Regions from separate parts of the Mus musculus genome. Here region 1 is linked to region 2. A link is a contact called in ENCODE Hi-C data. All regions are on one chromosome and are shown on one strand. Each heading gives the region's core, a stretch centred on a gene start or an enhancer-like site at or near the end of the contact. The rest is flanking DNA. Distances are from core to core; before and after follow the strand shown. Region 1 holds the start of Nbeal2 (neurobeachin-like 2). Region 2 holds the start of Arih2 (ariadne RBR E3 ubiquitin protein ligase 2).

Evidence for each region. Hi-C counts contacts between places; a loop is a spot of excess contacts on that map.
Region 1: a loop to region 2 is called in a map of T-helper 17 cell, with 4 times the contacts of the local background. The contact joins the promoter of Nbeal2 here to the promoter of Arih2 in region 2. A Hi-C loop is called at or near these places in 2 of 37 maps with a recorded cell type or tissue (T-helper 17 cell and regulatory T cell).

Annotation. Positions count from the first base shown.
Region 1 is chr9:110,651,166-110,657,274 of GRCm38, reverse strand. It overlaps Nbeal2 (neurobeachin-like 2), which reads left to right and starts at 3,114. Exons shown (of 54, transcript NM_183276.2): 1 at 3,114-3,378. The coding sequence starts at 3,328. Ccdc12 (coiled-coil domain containing 12) reads right to left here and starts at 772. Exons shown (of 7, transcript NM_028312.3): 1 at 617-772. The coding sequence starts at 712.
Region 2 is chr9:108,646,038-108,652,120 of GRCm38, reverse strand. Arih2 (ariadne RBR E3 ubiquitin protein ligase 2) reads left to right here and starts at 2,713. Exons shown (of 16, transcript NM_011790.5): 1 at 2,713-2,892.

The DNA.
Region 1 (6,109 bases), core at 1,865-4,364, 2.0 Mb before region 2:
GAAACAATTTGTCCTAAGTCTCACCGTGTCGAAAGACACAGCCAAAATCTGCACACAAGTAGTGAATTTCATTTCTTTGGAAAGACCAGCAAGTAAGGATGAATCCAGACCATATTTCGGTGGCTACCGAAAGGAAGGAAAAGTGTTTTTCGAATCTGGCAACTAATAGGACTAGTAAGCCAAGACGGGAAAGAAACGGCAGCCTTCTTTCCCTGCAGTCCACCCAGAAAGGTCACTAGCTGTCCTACCCAAGGGAGCCCTGGTGGTAGGTGTTGGAAGGCACGGCCAATGGGGCCAATCAAAAACTTAAACAAACAAATAAACAAAAAAACCGCCGAGCCCAACAAACATGTAGTTAAAAGCCGGCCTTGCAACAACTACCATGATGGATAAAATATCTGGGTTGTCGCCCGAAAACGACTTCCTAAGGCGCACGCGCGAGCTCCGCCCCTGCACTCAAGAAACGAGCCTATCTCAGAGGTCAGCGCCGTCCCACTGCGCATGCGCTACGCGCACGCGCACTTTGGCTTCAGTGGTTCCCTGGTAATCCTCCGCCTTCCCACTGGCCCAGAGCACTGGCCGCCATACCCGCAGCTCTCACTCCACCGTGCCTCACCTTGCGCCCGGTTTTCTCCCGGAGGGCCTTCAGCCGTTCTTTCCGCCGCAGCGCCTCTTCCTCTAGGCGGCCCACACCGGCAGGAGCAGCCGCCATCTTTTCGGAGGCCCCCACCTCCTTTTCACTTCTGCCTCGCGCAGGCTCAGTGAGCAGGAGAATGTCTTACGGCCAATCCAAGGGAGACAATGGAGAGCCGGAAGCCCTGAGAACCAATCAATGCTGAGTTGATACAAAAGTCCACGCCCCTTGATCTGGAGCACCTGTACAGCGAGTGAGCCGGCTGGGTTGTGGGCAAAGGCGTTAAGATTCGATTTGTCCGACACTTAATTTGTGAGAAAGCAAATAGAATCAGACCTGAGAGGAAGAGAATAGAGAGAGTCGATTGCTCTGGTTTTGCCTAACCACCACCCACCTCTCCTAACTGCCCTCTTGGAATATTTAGCCATCCTTATCCACTTGTGCCAATTCTTCAAGAGCGAATGCCTTGAGAAACATTCCCTGAGCCGGGTGAGGTGGTGCACGTTTGTAATTCCAGCACTTCAGAGGCTGAGGCATCAAAATTATGGGGTCGGGTTCAGTCTGGGCTACGTAAGATAACCTTGTCTTAACGCACCACTACCAGACAAACACCCAGAAACCTTCCTTGGCCACTCTCATTCCCAACTCACTCTGAGGTCAGCCTCTCCCTTCTCTACAGAGTGCCAGTGGCAGCTTGCACTCACTCGCCTGATGAGTTGTTGCGCATAAGCCTTGCTATCCACTCTCTGGCTCCAGAACTGCTGAGTTCGAGGCCTGGCTACATGGCCTTTTCCTTTGAACTCAAGAATGATCTCGCATCTCTTTCGGGAGCTGCAGCATAATCAGAGTCAGGCTACCTTACCTGCTTAAAAGCAAATAGCAGCCGGGCGTGGTGGCGCACGCCTTTAATCCTGGCACTTGGGAGGCAGAGGCAGGCAGATTTCTGAGTTCGAGGCCAGCCTGGTCTACAAAGTGAGTTCCAGGATAGCCAGGGCTATACAGGGAAACCCTGTCTCGAAAAACAAACAAACAACAACAAAAAAAAGAGCAAACAGCAACCAGGGCCGAATAAGTGCCACTGAATTACTCTCTCCTCCCAGTATAAAAAGAGGTTGACGGAGCCGGGCGTGGTGGCGCACGACTTTAATCCCGGCACTTGAGAGGCAGAGGCAGGTGGATGGATTTCTGAGTTGGAGTCCAGCCTGGTTTCCAAAGCGAATTCCAGGATAGTCAGGACTACATGGAGAAATCTTGTCTCACAAAACAAAAGGAGAAGAAGGAGTTTGACTGCGGCAGATGGTCACAGATGCGTTTGCTTCTTTTCTTCTCCTCCTCCTCTTCCAGGAGATGGCAAGCCCATGAGCAACGTGGCTCCCTGTCTGGGGCTTCTGTTATAAAGCTGGCCCAAAGGAGAATGATCTTCCCTAACAGCTCCCTTCAAATGTCACCGTTTCCTAAGCTCGGTGTTATCCTGGGTTAACCTGGTTCTGTCTGGGACCTTCCCTTACAGTAGGAGACGGGGTGGCTGCCAGCCCCTGGCATAGAGGGTATCTGTGCTCAGGAAAGGTAAGCTCATACTAAGATGCATAGGGCGCTTCATACTGATCGATCCCTAGGACCAATAGGAGCCATCTGGACCTAGCAAACTTTCCCCTACCCCTAACAAAGAAGCTGGTTCCCACCCAACACCAGGGGCTCCCTCACTTCACAGTCCAGTCACAAGGAAAGGACAGACAGGGTGTTGGTGACAGTGGCCCAGAAATGACTCAGCCAGGCCTAGATCCCTTGTTCCTGCTGTCCCTGCAATTCTCATTTGGCTTGTCTGAGCCTCAGTTTCTTCATTCATTAAAGCCGGCATGAGGCACCCACCTCCTTCAGGCCAAAGGAACAAAAAATGACTGACAAGTGCCGGGCCCTGGGAGGAGGGGCTCCCAGCAATGGAGCACCTGGGCAGGATTCCTAGAGGGAGTGGGCTACTGTATGTATCCTAAACTTGGTAAGGACGCCGCTCCTCTGCAGGTAGGTTTGTCCTGCAGTCGACTGATGATTCCTTCCATCCAGCTCAACACTAGGCGAAACTAAAAGGTAGCACTTGTCTTCCATAAAGCTCTTAAAACAGAACCTTGCACGTAGTTAGTGCCACAAGTGTTCGTCATGGGCGAGGTTATTATTAGTATTGTTGAAGGACCCTAGTCATCTCCACGCGAACCACAGTCCTTTCATTGAACAGCGATAATTCCAAGCCCGATAGGTTCTGTACTCGGGTTAAAGCCTTTACGGGCCCCTCACTGGGGAGGATGGAAATAATCCTGCCAGTGGCTCTGAATGGACTCCGCCTGCGAGAGGCGGAGCTCCATGCGACCTCCCGGGCCGCCCTGACCCCAGGCTCCTCCTCCAGCCTGACTTCCCCGCCCTTTGGACAGTCCTAGGAGAGGCGGGGCGGTGGCCGCTGCCACAGACAACCAAGTGTAGGAAGCCAGGCGGTGGCCGGCCGGGAGGAGGAGGAGGGGCGTGTAGACTTTGGTGGCTAAGTGCGACAGGGTCAGGAGCCGCGGACTTCCCCCAGCAGTGTAGCGCCGCTCCGCCCCGGAGTGACGCCCTCCCGCCCATGGGCCTGGCCCGGGGCAACCGGCGGGCGGCGCGGAGGAGGCGGCGACAGGTGGCGCGCAGCAGGGCCAGAGCCCGGTCAGGCCATGGCCGCCTCGGAGCGGCTCTACGAGTTGTGGCTGCTCTACTACGCGCAGGTGAGCCCGTCTCGCCCCTGGTCCGCGGGGTCCCCAGATCCGCGCACGCAGTGTCTGCTGCACCTGCGTCCGGCTCCCCCGGGGCCGCAGATCGGCGCGCGCACGCGGGACTTCAGCTCCGCGCACACGTGCGTGCCCCTGGCTGCCGGGCTACCTCGGGCATTTGTGCCAGGGGACAGTGTTCGCCGGTGAGCGCTGTATTGCAAGTCCTCAGCGAGACCGCGCAGCCTCAGTTGCCCTGGCCAGTCAGTTCTCACCCTTTTCACAACTGGGTAAACTGAGACCTGGAAAGAGAGGGACTCAGTTTGCTGGTTGGTTGCTTCGCCTGAGAGGCGCATTCGCGATAGGTGGTCATGGTGGCTAGAATGTCATGTAGGCTGGGGGATCCGGCAGGTGCCGCTTCTGACAAGTACATCAGACGTTCGTCACTTCAGACTCCTTCAGAGTTCTTAGTGATGAGCTCTTACTGTACTTGAAGCAACTTTAGCCTACCTCCATTCTGCAATGGGCCAGGGAGGATGGTGAGGTCAGGAGGGATGGCTGAAAGGGACCCTCGTTTCAGGCTGACTCCGCTGGTATCAGAAGGGGAGCGAAGGGGCTGTGATGCCTCTGACTCAAACTCTAGAAGCCTCACTTTCCCTTTTGCACTGGAAGCAGGGAGTGATCCCGGGGTTATGCCTCCCTCCTTGCACCTGCTTGGCACTAGGTGCCTAGCTCAGGTGTGCCCTGGACACAATGGTCCATTGTGTGTCCATGAACAGCTTGTCACTGGGAGAGCAGGGATATGGGGAGAGTTCATGCTCTACCCTGGCCCTCTGAAGAGGCTGCCTGATGGTTTGTCTAAGTCTGAAGGGCCACAGCTTCTTTGGTCTTCTTGGGCCGGTGGCATGTAGTAGAGTCCCACTTAGGGTAACCAAGTCCGAGCTCATTGCACCTTTAAGCCTTTACTTCCCGGCTGTAGAATCAACGCAGTTTTACCCTCAGGCCACCTGGACTTTGTAGAGAGGGAGCCACTATGGCTGGTGTAGGTCAGAAAAGCCTGCCTCTCCTCCATTCAGCCCCTGTATCTCCATCTTCAAGGGAGATCACCATGTGAAGAGAACTTAAACCAGGTGATGAATCTGCAGAGATGTCACCGCTGGGTTTTCAGGCTGGGTGGTAGGCTGCTGGAGATGTTCTGGTCCAGCTTCCTGGGACTGTACCCTTTCATAGTGGCTGGGCTGTTTGGTTTTGAGCTGTTGGCCACTTCTGTCTGCTGTGCTCCCACCGCCTCCCAGAAGGCTTAGGTATGGAGCTCAAGCTGGCTGGTTGTAGAAGTGGAAGCCTAGACAGGCAGGGGGCAGCCTGGGACCAAGCCAACAAATAAATCCAGGATGTGAGAGCAAACTCAGGAGTCGGGTGGGGCCGGGCTGCCTGGGGAGAGGAAGCCAGGCAGCCACCCAGTGCAGCCTTCCTGCCTGCTCCAAAAACACCGTCCCACTTCTCGGTGCTGGGTTCCCAAGGAAAGATAGTGCTGCTAGGGACCCGCCGTGTGTGTCACGGGGTGTGTAAGGCAAGGGCGGATCTGACAGGTGTTGCGAGACCCTTCGCCCCAGCATGATGGCACATGCCTGTAATGCCAGCATGAGAGAGGTTGAGGCAGGAGGATTGCCAAATGTCTGAGGCCAATCTGGGCAACAGTCTTTTGAGACTTGTCTCAAAAAGAAAAAAGAGACCCTTTTTTGTCAGTCCACAGCCAACCAGCCAGCAGCGCAGGTGGCCCCTCCCTTCAGCGGCAGAAGCTACCATCTGCTGGCAAACCTGTTTCCCCAGTTGTGGGTCTGGGTGAGGACAGAGGGGGAAGCACCCTAGTTCCTGCCCTTCTTTCCCCCAAAAGACCCTAGATTTAGATCTGCCTTCCCTCCTCACATGAGTCCTGCCCTCTTGGTGGGCTCTGAGAGGAGTGAGAGGGAGGGGACAGTATCAGAGTGTCCCTGAAGATAAATCAGTTGGTGTGCCTCAGGGTCCTCTTGGGGAAACCAAGGCAAAGTCACCAGGAGAGTTCCTTTAGCCACCCAAGCCTTGGTCTTGTGGTCAGGAAGCCTCAGGTGGCCCTCTACCTGGAACACCACCTGTTGTTCCTCTTGGAGCGTTTTTAACCTTCACTGCCCTTGCTTCCCAGAACTTAGCATTTAGTAAGTGTTCCCTTCCCTGGGTGTTAGCTGAATGACTGGATGAGAAGATGACCAGGGTAGTGACCAATCAAGGAAGTTATCCCACAGCAGGCAGAGTTGGGATTTTGAGGGCTGGAGGCCAGGAACAACAGGAATGAGCACATAGCAATAGGAAATAGAAGAAGCAAGCTTTCAGCGAACATGGCATGTCTTTCTCTCTCCCTCTTCCTCTCTCTCCCTCTCCCCCTTTCTTCCTCTCTGTCTGTCCCTCTCCCCCCTCTCTCTTTCTCATTCTGACACCCCCCTCTTCACCTTTAATCCCACCACTTGAAGGCAGAAGCAGTCAGATCTCTTATGAGTTCCAGAACAACTTGGTCTACAAAGTGAGACCCTGTCTGAAAGAGGAGGAAGAGAAGCAGCATCAAGTTGTCTGAAGTAGGGAGCAGGACAGAGCTGCCATGGTGAATGGGTAGAACACACCTACCAGAGTCCTCAAGGAAGAAACAGGAGAAGCTCAAGAGGACCAGGAGATGGGGACAGCACCTGGCATGCTGGCACTTGGGAAGGTTAATGCAAAA
Region 2 (6,083 bases), core at 1,464-3,963:
CACAGTACCTACAGTGAAACGGGGTTGGAATTGGTCCCGGGACTCCAAACCAAAACCCAAGGTTCCATGAGGTCTCTCATACAAAATGGGACTTGATAAGTGAGCACCCACATTCTGTAGTTTGCAGGTAAAATACTTCTACAGACGGACCGTTCCTCTCTAGTACTCACTGCAGTGGGTCTGTTACCAGTAACTCAAAGTCATCACTGGAAACTAGTTTTCAGGAAATATGATTTGGATCCTTCACAGGGACCATCGTGATATGCATATGTTTTGTCAACTCAAGTACCCAAGTTCACGGCTTGTCCAGATTTGTGTTCTATTGCTGTGATAAAGGCTATGACAAAAAGCAATTTGAAGAGGAAAAAATTTATCTCATCTTTTAGCTTATAGTCCCTCATAGAAGGAAATTAGGGCAAGAACTTGAGGCAGAAACCTAAGCAGGGATAAGGGAAGAGCATGGCTCACTAGTTTGATCCCATGGATTGCTCAGCCTGCTCGCTCTCACTTGCTTGAGCGCTCTCTCTCTCTCTCTCTCTCTCTCTCTCTCTTTCTCTCAAGATATAGTCTCTCTGTGTAGCCCTGGCTGTCCTGGAACTTGATTCACAGACCAGGATGGTCTTGCTGGAACTCAGAGCTCTATCTACCTCCTAAGTGCTAGGATTAAAGGCATGTGCCACCACTGCCTAGCTTTAGTTTCCAATCTTTTACTGCCAGGACCACCCATCCAGAGATGGCACTGTTGATAGTGGGCTGGATCCTCCTACATCAATCATTAATCAAGAAAATGTCTTCGTTACAGGCCAATTTAATGAAGACATTTTATCAATTGACGTGAATCTTCTCTGTAAAAGCAAGTGGCACAGTTTTTTTGTTTTGTTTTTTTGTTTTTTGTTTTTTGAGACAGGGTTTCTCTGTATAGCCCTGGATGTCCTAGAACTCACTCTGTAGACCAGGCTGGCCTCAAACTCAGAAATCTGCCTGCCTCTGTCTCCCAAGTGCTGGGATTAAAGGCGTGTGTCACCACTGCCCAGCTACTTTTTTTGTTGTTGTTAAAGATAATTACTGATCATGTACCTCTGGCTGCCTTGTTGGGCAGCCTGGCACTTAGTATGTAGACCAGGTTGGCCTGGAACTTACTTTCTTTTTTTTTTTTTTTTTTTTTCTCTGTGCAGTCCTGGCTGTCCTGGAACTCATTCTGTAGACCAGGCTGGCCTTGAACTCAGAAATCCACCTGCCTCTGCCTCCCGAGGCCTGGAACTTTCAATGATTCCCCTAGCCTTTGCACCCCAAGTGCTATTCTTGTTCTAGCGACTTTCAACATTTGATTACCCCTGATTTTGATTCATGACCCAAATTTGTAGATATTTTAAGTAGATTGTGTGGCTGCACACATGTGAGTTTGTAAGTTTTAGGTCTGTACAGAGCTTCAGGTTATCCAGGGATATATAGTGAGAACTTTTCTCAAAAAAGAAAAAAAAATTTTTTTTTTAATTTTCTGTTTACAAGTATGTGTGTGCCGGAAGAGGTTCAAAGAGGGCTTCGGATCCCCTGGACATTATCAATAGTGGGCAAGGACCTCAGGTTTCTGGAGAGAACAGCAAGAGCTCTTAATGGCCCAGCCAACTCCCAAGTCTCTTCAGTTATATTTTTTCCAAGAATTACATAAAAGAGGCTATTACACGGTCTTTTTTCTTTCTGCCTCACTTTTCCGGGTGTCTTGAATACCAATACATACACTCCAGAAAAGGTAGAACTAGGTTATCTACAGATTTGCACGAACATTGATTTACCTCACAGTGCCTCTGGCTTCACTCCAGTAATTAACATCTCGATGGAGTTGCTACTTGAGCGAGCCTCCTATCAGTCCACAACAAGGCTTGGTGACCAGAACTTGGTGACTGGAGTCCTAATGCAGTCTATATCGTGGGTAGAAGTTGTGCAGCGAAACACTTACGATGTATGAATCTCTGGGTCTGGTAATCTAGCAAGGCAAACCAGCCTTGGCTATATAGTGAGTTGCTTCTAAATATAACCACACCAAACAAAAAATACCCGTCGTGAAGGTGAGTGGAAGTCGGAGAAGTGGGTGGCTAGGGGGATAGTGTCATGAGAAACTAAAGTCTGATTGCTCATGGGCCAGAACTTCCTCCTAACGTACGTAGAAATTCCGAGTATGGCTCATGTCAAACCATAGTTGCCCGGAAACTATGATCTTTTTAACCTACTCCAGTGTTGCCAGAATGTCTTCTCACGCTGTTCGTCAGAGTATAAACAGTGAAGTGGGTAGACGTCTGGTCAGGGGAAAAAAAAAAAAAAAAAGCTAAAAATACCTCATCTAAGGGTCTGATGGCTCAGTGGGTAAAAAGCGCTTACTGCCACGCCTGACAAGTGTTTGATCCTCGAAACCCACATGGTGGAAGGAGAAAAACTGCTCCCGGAAAATTGTCCTCTGACCTCTTCTGCACGCGAGCCGTGCGACACACACAAAATACACGCAAGAAAACCTAAAACTAACTATCGAATAAAGACACTGGTAGGCTATAACGCAGGAAACAAATTCCTACATCATTCCTTCAAAAGCGAACGCTCAGTAGTTCCTCCCAGGGGCTCTCGCTAGAGGATGGTGAGGAAGCGATTCCAACCGACTACGCAGTCGTCAGAAGCCTGGGAGCCTCCAGGGCGACCGCAGGTCGACCCCTACCGGAAGTGACGCGCGGCGCAGAACACTTCCGGAGCTGCGGGGGACGGCTCTGCCGGAGGAAGCTGCGCGGGCCTGAGCCGCGTCCGCCGGCTGCCTCCGCTGCCGCTACGCCTCCGTCAGCCTGGTTTGGTCTGGCTTGACCTGGTCCGGCCGGCCTGGGCTCTGCGGCCGCGAGGTCGCGGCTCCCGGTAAGTGCGCGGCGGGAGTCGAGGCCTTGTTTACTCTTGACTGGCCGCCGGGAGGGGGGGGATCCCCGCGCGTTTCGCCGGCGCGGTCCGGGCTCCGCCTTCGCCGCCGCTTGCGAGGCCGGGCCGTCCCAGGTCCCGACGTTCCCCGCCGACTGATAGGCACTCCCGGAGGCGACAGCCCGCGCCGGCGGGTGCCTGGCGTCTCTCCTGGGTTCCTCTTCCTCGTTGGCTCTTTAGCTCCCCGAGAGGTCGGAGGCCAGGGCCTCTGGCCCGCGAGGCTCGGGTGCGCTCGGGCCTGCCCTTCTGGGCGCTCCAGGCGAACGCACCGCCTCGGAGGCTCCCCGTTTCTCTGGTGGTTGGGAGCTTTGGCAGCGCCAGCCGCACTGTTTGTTAACGCCCGTCCTGGGAAAGGGCCTCCCCGCGCGTGGGTTCCGTGTCCGCGCGAAGACCGGGGCGCCTCGCAGAGACGTGCGACCGGTCACGCCCGACGCCACTGGTCTAGCCTCAAGAGAGGCGGTGGTGTTCTCGGACGAGCTCGCCTTAGTTCTTCTGTTTGTTACTCTGTCTCGTAGAACTTTCTGTCGGCGACGAACACGTTCTAGACCTTTGCTGTTCAGTATGGTAGCCATTAAGCCACACACGGCTTTCGTGTTGACATGTATGTAGTTAGTATATCTGAGAAACTACATTTGACTTTTTAAAAGTAAACTAACTTTCAATAACTCCATGTAATCGGCGGCTACCTGCCATTATTAGGACAGATGCGGTGTCGAGTTGGTTGTTTTTAGACAGTGTCTACATAGTCATGGCTGTCAAGGAACTCACTGTGTAGACTGGGCCGAACTCGAACTCACCTGCTTCTGCCTCTCAAGTGCTGGCATTGAAGGCTTGCACTACCACGCCCGGGATGCTGCTGAGTTTTTAAACAAGTTGCTGATTCATATTTTTCAGCCAAGAAGTTTTCTTCGAAATGTAGTTAATAAATGACTACTGAGGGCCAAGTGTTACAACTGGAGTTAAACATCTGTGCGACTAGCCAATTTTTTTGTGTTCCTGTCAACTTCAAACTAAAAGGTCTTTATCCTTTTGTATGTGGCCATGTCTTGGAAACCAGCTCAAAATGAGTGGCAGGTTTTTTTGAAGATGACTTTAACTCTTGGAAAAAGTACTAATTTTGTACCATTTCTCTCTGAGATAGTCATATTTAACATCTTGAATACTTTGACATTAAGAAAATAACACATTGGCCCTTTGAACAAAGTCAGGATTCAGTTTTCTTGCGTGCTTTATTTTGAGACAGTGTCTCCCACTTTTTTTTTTTTTTTTTTTGAGACAGGGTTTCTCTGTATAGCCCTGGCTGTCCTGGAACTCACTCTGTAGACCAGGCTGGCCTCAAACTCAGAAATTCACCTGCCTCTGCCTCCCAAGTGCTGGGATTAAAGGCGTGCGCCACCACGCCCAGCCAGTGTCTCCCACTTTTGATCCTCCTGCTGACACTCCTAAGTTGGGGATCCCAGAATGTGCCACTAAGCTCAGCAAGGCCAGCCTTCCTTCAGGAATCTCTTAACAGAGCCTAATGGTGTCACTCACCTTTAGTCTGGCCATTTAGGAAGCTGTGCTCTTGTGAGTTTGAGGACAGACATCATCATAGTGAGACCTTGTATCAAAAATATGTGTGTTTATAAAATTTTTATTTTAAAAAAGCTTTATTTAGATCTGAATCTAGAACACCAGGAAGTATATGAAACAGTCAATTCTTTTAAAGAACCTGGATTCCCATCTACTTGGTTATTTGGTTGGTGAAAAAGCTGTGAGCCATGTTCTCGACAGATCCTAAGGAGAAATCAGAATTTGAAAGGGTATGCTCTTTAGTTAGTGAGATTTCTGTAGCTTTAAATCAGGCCTCCTGAGAGTGATGGCTAGAATCTGCTTAGAATGGAATTCTGATGCTGCCTCTGCTAGTTGACTTTGTATGATCCTAGGCAAGATACTTCAGCATTATCAATCCCAGCTTCATTTGTAAGCCTCTGTTTGAGACAGCATCTCACCATGCAACTCATTGAATTTACCAGTCTGGAATTAAAGGTGTAGATTTGCACCACCTCACCTGGCCATTGTAAGCCCATTCCCCCCCTCTTACCCCCCCCCTTTTTTTTTCCTTTCCCCCTCCGTAGCCCTGGCTGTCCTGGAACTAGCTCTGTAGATCAGGGTGGCTTCAAACTCAGACCCACCTGCTTTTGCCTCCCTGGTGCACTACAATGTCTGGCTATTCCATTATTTGGGAAATAATTTTCCATGCTATTTGTTCAGACTTTGATCTTTAATTTTGTATTTTCCTATCTATAATCAAAGTATTCTTTGGTAGTTATAAGCTCTGGTTGCCCAAGAAATCCTAAAGAAACGCAATAGACATGAAAAAATTAATATTTTACAAGTCTTGGATAGTAGGATCCATGTGTCTAGAAAAACCAGGTGGCCTTTGTAATATGAGGTGACTGGGTATGGTAGCATGTTTACCACTCTAGAGTCAGTGGGACCTGATAAATGAGAGAGACAAAAGTTTCATTAAATAACCAACTTTATTCAGAGCATTTATACTCTGAATAATTTATACTCTGAGGGTTAAGAGAAACCATATGAGTAAGATCACAAGGACCAGCCAAATGTGGATAGTTTACACATTTAATTGAGTAACAACAAACAGTATGAGGAAACTGTTAAGCTACACTTGCGAGAACAGGAGAATACATTCCAAGAACAGTTCTGTGAAGAAACTGAGGTCGTACGAATCTATGCCTTTAATCCCAGCACTTGGGAGGCAGAGGCAGGCAGATTTCTGAGTTCGAGGCCAGCCTGGTCTACAGAGTGAGCTCTAGGACAGCCAGGGCTACACAGAGAAACCCTGTCTCGAAAATCGAAAAACAAACAAACAAAGAATCTATTTTCTAAGAGTTTTCTTGCAAGCACTCAGAATTTCCACTCAGTTCCGTTCGTGAACCGAGTTTCAGGAGTAGCTTATGTTGATGGTCACAGAGTAAAGATGGAGATAGATATTACTATTGCCTAATTGGGTGCATTTTTATTGTAAAGCTGAGACATCTTGATGACCTTGATCCTCCTTCCACCTCACAGCTTTTAGGATTACAAGCGTGTGCCATCATATAAACCTAGGCACTGAAGTGTGTACTTCC